Regions from separate parts of the Homo sapiens genome. Here region 2 is linked to region 1. The links are chromatin loops, found by intact Hi-C in ENCODE. Cell type or tissue: GM12878. All regions are shown on one strand. Each heading gives the region's core, and the rest is flanking DNA. Links, peaks and the distances in the headings are about the cores only. Region 1 overlaps HHAT (hedgehog acyltransferase). Region 2 overlaps SYT14 (synaptotagmin 14).

Evidence for each region. Hi-C counts contacts between places; a loop is a spot of excess contacts. Peaks named below come from ENCODE experiments on the same cell type or tissue, not always from the same donor. Only the 100,000 strongest peaks of a DNase experiment are listed, where the experiment ranks them.
Region 2: it touches region 1 in a loop (10-fold over the local background); 71 of 110 quality-filtered maps call a loop at or near these places.

The regions. Positions count from the first base shown.
Region 1 is chr1:210,398,987-210,401,912 of GRCh38, forward strand. HHAT (hedgehog acyltransferase) reads left to right here. Exons shown (of 12, transcript NM_018194.6): 5 at 1,482-1,676. Among named protein-coding and RNA genes, the nearest start is that of HHAT, 72 kb to the left of the region's middle. In GM12878, for the core only: a CTCF peak has its summit at 1,799; DNase peaks (open chromatin) are centred at 658, 1,175 and 1,735; H3K27ac peaks cover 834 bases.
Region 2 is chr1:210,142,232-210,145,157 of GRCh38, forward strand. All of the region lies in intron 6 of SYT14 (synaptotagmin 14), which reads left to right. Among named protein-coding and RNA genes, the nearest start is that of SERTAD4, 89 kb to the right of the region's middle. In GM12878, for the core only: a CTCF peak has its summit at 1,425 (motif pointing right); a DNase peak (open chromatin) is centred at 1,458.

The DNA.
Region 1 (2,926 bases), core at 282-2,781:
AATGGTAGGTAGGCAATATTTTGAAAGAGTTAGCATCAAAGCACGGGATTTGCAATTTACACTCCACACCTGTCTTGCCCTGAAAAAAGTCTTTGTTTCCACAAGACGACCTAAGTTCAGGCACTTATCACTTTTCAATTCGGTGGTTCCTGGGATCCACATTTTAAAATGCATGCCCGTGAGACATCACATTTCCCTATGGGAATAACAACTGTATTTGTAGAGTCCTTCCTGTGTATCCACCCCATGAAGGAGATATTGTTATTATTCCAGTTTTGTTTTGTTTTTGAGATGGAGTCTTGCTCTGTTGCCCAGGCTGGAGTGCAATGGTGCGATCTCGGCTCACAGCAACCTCTGCCTCCCGAGTTCCAGGGATTCTCCTGCCTCAGCCTCCCGGGTAGTTGGGATTACAGTCACCTACCATACCTGGCTAATTTTTGTATTTTTAGTAGAGATGGGGTTTTGCCATGTTGGTCAGGCTGGTCTTGAACTCCTGACCTCAGGTGATGCACCTGCCTCGGCCTCCCAAAGTGCTGGGATATCCCAGTTTTATATATGAAGAAATGAATCCACAGAGATGGAGTCATTTGCCTCAGGTCACACAGGTAGTTATGAGACACCAGCATTTGAATTTAGGCAGTTAGACTTCAAAGCTTGAATCATTAAACCACAATGATACCTTGCGTCTCAAAGTTAAAACATTGTGGTTTTTAAGGATTTCCCCATCAGGTCTGACCAAGGTTATATCATAAAGCAAAGACATGTTAATTCATCTACTTATTCAATGTGATAACTATAAATTAGTTGATGATTAGATAAAAATCTGTGATTCTCCTAAAATGGGAATAAATGTATCAATCAGGTAGACTATGCAAAGTCCTCAATAGCTCATAAAGCAGGTAAGATGCAATTTTTCTATGACATAAATTTGACTAATCAATATGCAAAAAATCAAAAATGCAAAAAAACCCTACATATTTAAAATCTCTGGCTTAGACTTTGGAAAGTCTTTTGTGGTTTGGATGGCCCAGTTTTCTTAATAGGTCTTCCTAGAAATGTGTACTAATACTTTCTCTCACCTTCACTTCTGAAGGATGCTGTATGTGGGATGTGGTCCAGTTGGCATTTTTCCAGCTGTCTTCTGGCTTCCATTGTGTCTGTTGAAAAGTCAATCCAATATCTTATTGTTGTGTGACCCAGGGGTCTGGGTGGCTTTGGTTGAAGGCAGGAGAGTGGTTACTTGCTTCTGGGTGGAGCTGATGGGACTCTGGGGGTTAATGTGGAAAGTCCCTCTGAATCTTGTTTGTCTGTGTTGTACCAAAATTCCCAGGGCAGTGATAAGAGTTTCTTTATTGGGTAATTAAACGTGATCCTCTTACATGTAGAACCTTCAATATCACTTCCATGAGCTCACTTCTGTTTATTTTCCTCCCTCCCCTCTTCCTCCCTGTCTCTCTCTGGATGGGCCCCACCATTTGCAGCACAGACCCTGGATTCTCATGCTCTATGGGATGTGGGCCTGCTGGTGTGTGCTGGGGACCCCTGGTGTGGCTATGGTTTTGCTCCATACCACCATCTCTTTCTGCGTGGCCCAGTTCCGGTCTCAGCTCCTGACGTGGCTCTGTTCTCTCCTCCTCCTCTCCACACTGAGGCTGCAGGGTGTGGAAGAAGTTAAGGTAAGTGTTTTCCTGTTACCATTGGGAATCCAGAGAAGGCCCCTTTGGCTTTGCCTTGATCCCAGTAGACACCTTGGTTTTCAGACAAGAGATGATTGTAGAACTGTGATGGGGCTCCCCATAGTGGCCGTACAGGGTTGCTACAAGTGAACCCTAGTGGTGCATTCTGCAATCCTATCATTCCTGGCTGTGTTTTAGCCCTGTGAGATTGCCCAGGGCTGGCCCTGTACCATCTCTCCCAGTTTAGGTGGGCATGTGGGGTGCCAGATGTCACAGGGCCAGAGGGTCAGGAACAAAGAGAGAAGAAACAAACAGATGATTTACTAAAAAACATCTGGAGAGTGCCCTACAATTTATAGGGAATGCACACATCACTCAACTCATCTGATGGCCACAATGGCCCTGTGGTGGTAAGTCAGGTCTTTTTCTTCTTCCTAGTTGATGGAACAGATTTATTTATTCATTTGTAGAGACGGAGTCTTGCTCTGTCACCCAGGGCTGAAGTGCAGTGGTGCGATCTTGGTTCACTGCAACCTCCGCCTCCTGGGTTCAAGCGATTCTCGTGCCTCAGTCAACCGAGTGGGTGGGATATAGGTACCTGCCACCATACCCAGTTAATTTTTGTATTTTTAGTAGAGATGGGGTTTCACCATGTTGGCCGGGCTGGCCTCAAACTCCTGGCTTCATGTGATCTGCCCACCTTGGCCTCCCCAAAGTGCTGGGATTACAGGTATAAGCCATTGTGCCCGGCCAGGAACATATTTATTATCTACTCATGTGACCCAGTGGAAGCTCTTTCAATTTAGGTAGTGAAAACAAAGTGTTTAGCCCCGAAGGGCACAGACCAAGCTTTCATTTCTGTAAACCCAGAGGCATTTTGACAGACTCAACCACCTATCCATTGTTGGTGCTAATAGAGGAGGACACTGGGCTCAAACCTCACTTCTTTAGGGCTTTTGTTTGCATTAGTAAAATCTTATTTTATAGGCACTTACCTTTTAGCTTTATTTTTTTTCTCAGTCACAATAACAGTGCATTTTTACTTTATGAGTGCACATCAGACTTGACCCAGAGAATTGGTGGATGACAGACAGACTGCCTTCTGAGTTGAGTTTCCTGTGCCTTGCTGAGGCGATTGCACCTATCAGCAAATTCTTCTTGTACTACATTTTCTGATTTCTGTTGTGTGTTCTCTGATCATCTCCTGGGCAGTGGCTAGCATCCCCTGGACGGCTCTGGACTATCTGTTT
Region 2 (2,926 bases), core at 270-2,769, 260 kb before region 1:
CTTTCAACACTACCAGGGAACTGGGGAGAGGGTAATGGGAATAGGGTATATTTAAAATGCCACAAACCTTGGTAGTTCTCACAGTATTGAGCCATTTTTCTTGAATAAACACTCCTTGGAGTGTTGCAGGCCTTTAGTTAGTTCAGAGTTCTGAAAAAGTTTTTTTTGACAATGTTTGCCAGTGTTCATGTTGCTTTTATAGAGGAGCAGACTTTCAGAGGTCCTTACTTCACCATTCTGCCTGTAAGGGTGTTTGAGTAGAGGTGTGTCCCCACCAAAGCCAGGTGTATGGAAGTCTAGTTTACCAGTGTCTGATGTCCATATGCTGGCATGGAGATTGGTGAACTGTAGTGTGATGAGCTGATCCAAAATGGCCATTCAGTTAAGGAAAACTAAGAACGTTACCAGAAAAAAGATACAAGGCCAAAAGTTCAAAGATTTAAAAGTAAGTAACAGATTGAGCTGACATGGAGGATGACCTGATTGAGCATAGGAGACCTCTCCTGTGCCTGCTCTCTGCACCCCTTCCTCCCCCATTTCCCACTGTTTGCATTCACGGCAGACTACACAGATAATAGTGTAGAAGAAGCATCAGAATGGGGAAAAGATAACTAAGATGAAATTGCATTATGGAAATATAGTGATCTATTTTTAAAACACTTATGTGTTAGCTCACGTAATCTTATCACTTGAGAGGACATGAACATGAATCTCTGTTTTATAACGGAGAAAAATGAGACTTTCAGTAGATCAATTACTTCCCAGGCTTAGGGCTAGCAACAGGTAGAACTACTCCTAGCTCTTTTGATTTGTCAAGTACTTTTTGCACTATTAGATAATAACACTCTATTAGAGGAGTTTTAGTAGTAAGGAAGAGCCTATTTTGAGATACTATCCGGAGGAAAAATCACCAGTGTATATCTGGTTGGTCATGTGAGATTAAAAAAGAGAAGATGCCCAAAAGTTGGAAAAGGTAATGCATTAGAAGTGTAATTTTAAAACATTGCAGCTAGCCAAAAAACAAGTGCCATTCTAATGTAGGGAAATAAAGATCAAGTTGCTATTAATTCGGTGAAAGAATCAGGGAAATAATTACTGAATATTTAATCTTAGCCAGAAATGTCTATATTTTGCTAATTTTTCACCATGTGTCAGCAGCACTGTAAACAATAGCAATTACAATAGTTACTTGGAATTGGATATCTAAATTTGTTAAATATTACACAGTTGGGAGTATATTATATTCATTTGCTCCCGTTTGTTTATATTTTAATATCTTGAAAAATGTCATATATTATTTAGCGCTATATTCAATATTTTACCATCTATATTATTACTGTCCACCAGACTACTAGAGAGTTACTTAAGTGTAATACTGTAAGTTTTGACTTAAGTGAAGACTCAAAATATTTTGGAGAAACTGGGTCGGCAGGGGGCAGCACAGTCTTACAATGTATAAAATGTGGTCATTTGAATGACCATTCAGAAATAAGATATAAAGATAGTGTAGTTCATGGCTTTTCAAGCTTTTCAAGCATTCAGACCCTTTATTTCAAATGAAATATTATTTATAACTCAAAAAAGTAAGGCAGAGAAAAGTGATATTTTACTAACAAATCTTATTTTATAATATTTACTTGTAACATCTGTTAATACTGAAAATGATAGGGTTGTTTTGATGAACAAAAAATTGAGAATAAAATTTTCTAGAGGGTACTGTTACTATATTATTTTTATAGATGAGGAAATTGAGTCTCAAGGAACTTTTAAAACATGTCCAAGGTCACGCAGATGGCAAAAAGTTAGAGCTTATTCATAAACTCAACTGTCTTACTCCAAAGCACAGGCACCTACAGTTATGCAATTGCTGCTAATACGTTTTCATCTTGCTGCAGCTCTGAAATCCAGTGCAATGTATTTCTTTTGTTTTAATTATACATTTTAGAGAAAACTCTGATTCATATAGATAAGGAGTTACAAATGATAACTTTGACAGCTTGCTCTTTAAACTTCAAATATTCTCAATTAAACAGAAATGACAGGTAAATCTTTAGTCCAAGATACAAATAATAATACATTAAATTTATTTGCAATACAATGTGTTCCCTAATATATTAACAAGTGATATAACTATTAAGGAAGTAGACATAGTTATTTCACCTTTTTTAGATAACTGAAGTATGGAGATGCTAAATACCTTACTAAAGTCACGGTCCTGTAACAGACCCCCGTAAATCTGACTGCAAAGTTTCCTTTCCTTACGAGTACACTATATTGCCTCTATTATATTACTCATTTATATACTCGTATTGTTCTTATTTTAATTTTTAAATAGTTAAAATTATATTTTTAAAATGAAATTCAATAGATTTCACTAACCACTGTTGGAAAACCAATAGTCTATGGATAATTATAATCCAAAACATGGAAGACACTTAGAAATCATTTGGGGCTGTTATATTAATAATTTAATTTATTTCTATTTAGTTTTCTAATAATAAAAACATTTATATTAAAAACAGATTCAAATCATCTCATTTAAAACAAATTCATTAAAGGGAACATATAACATAATTGGATATATCAACTTGTGTAGGAATAACTGATTCTAACACTCTATATGCTGAGTGACCAATTTAAAAAGCTCACACTTCCCCCAGGTGTAAATGTGAGAGCATTTCTGGGATACGGAGTCTTTAGCAACCCAATATGTGTCAGCAGTGACTCAGATATCTCAGAGAAAGAAGCTTTTTGAAATTTTCAGAAATGTGATAGACTAGTAAGAAATCAAGGAAGTCAGCTACATTAATTTTGAAGCACAATGTGTAGTTCTTAGTATGCGCTAAAGGTCTGTAGGTTAGAAAAATCTTACATGATTACTACAACTATAACGTGTCTAGATCAGTAAGATTGATTATAATAAAAC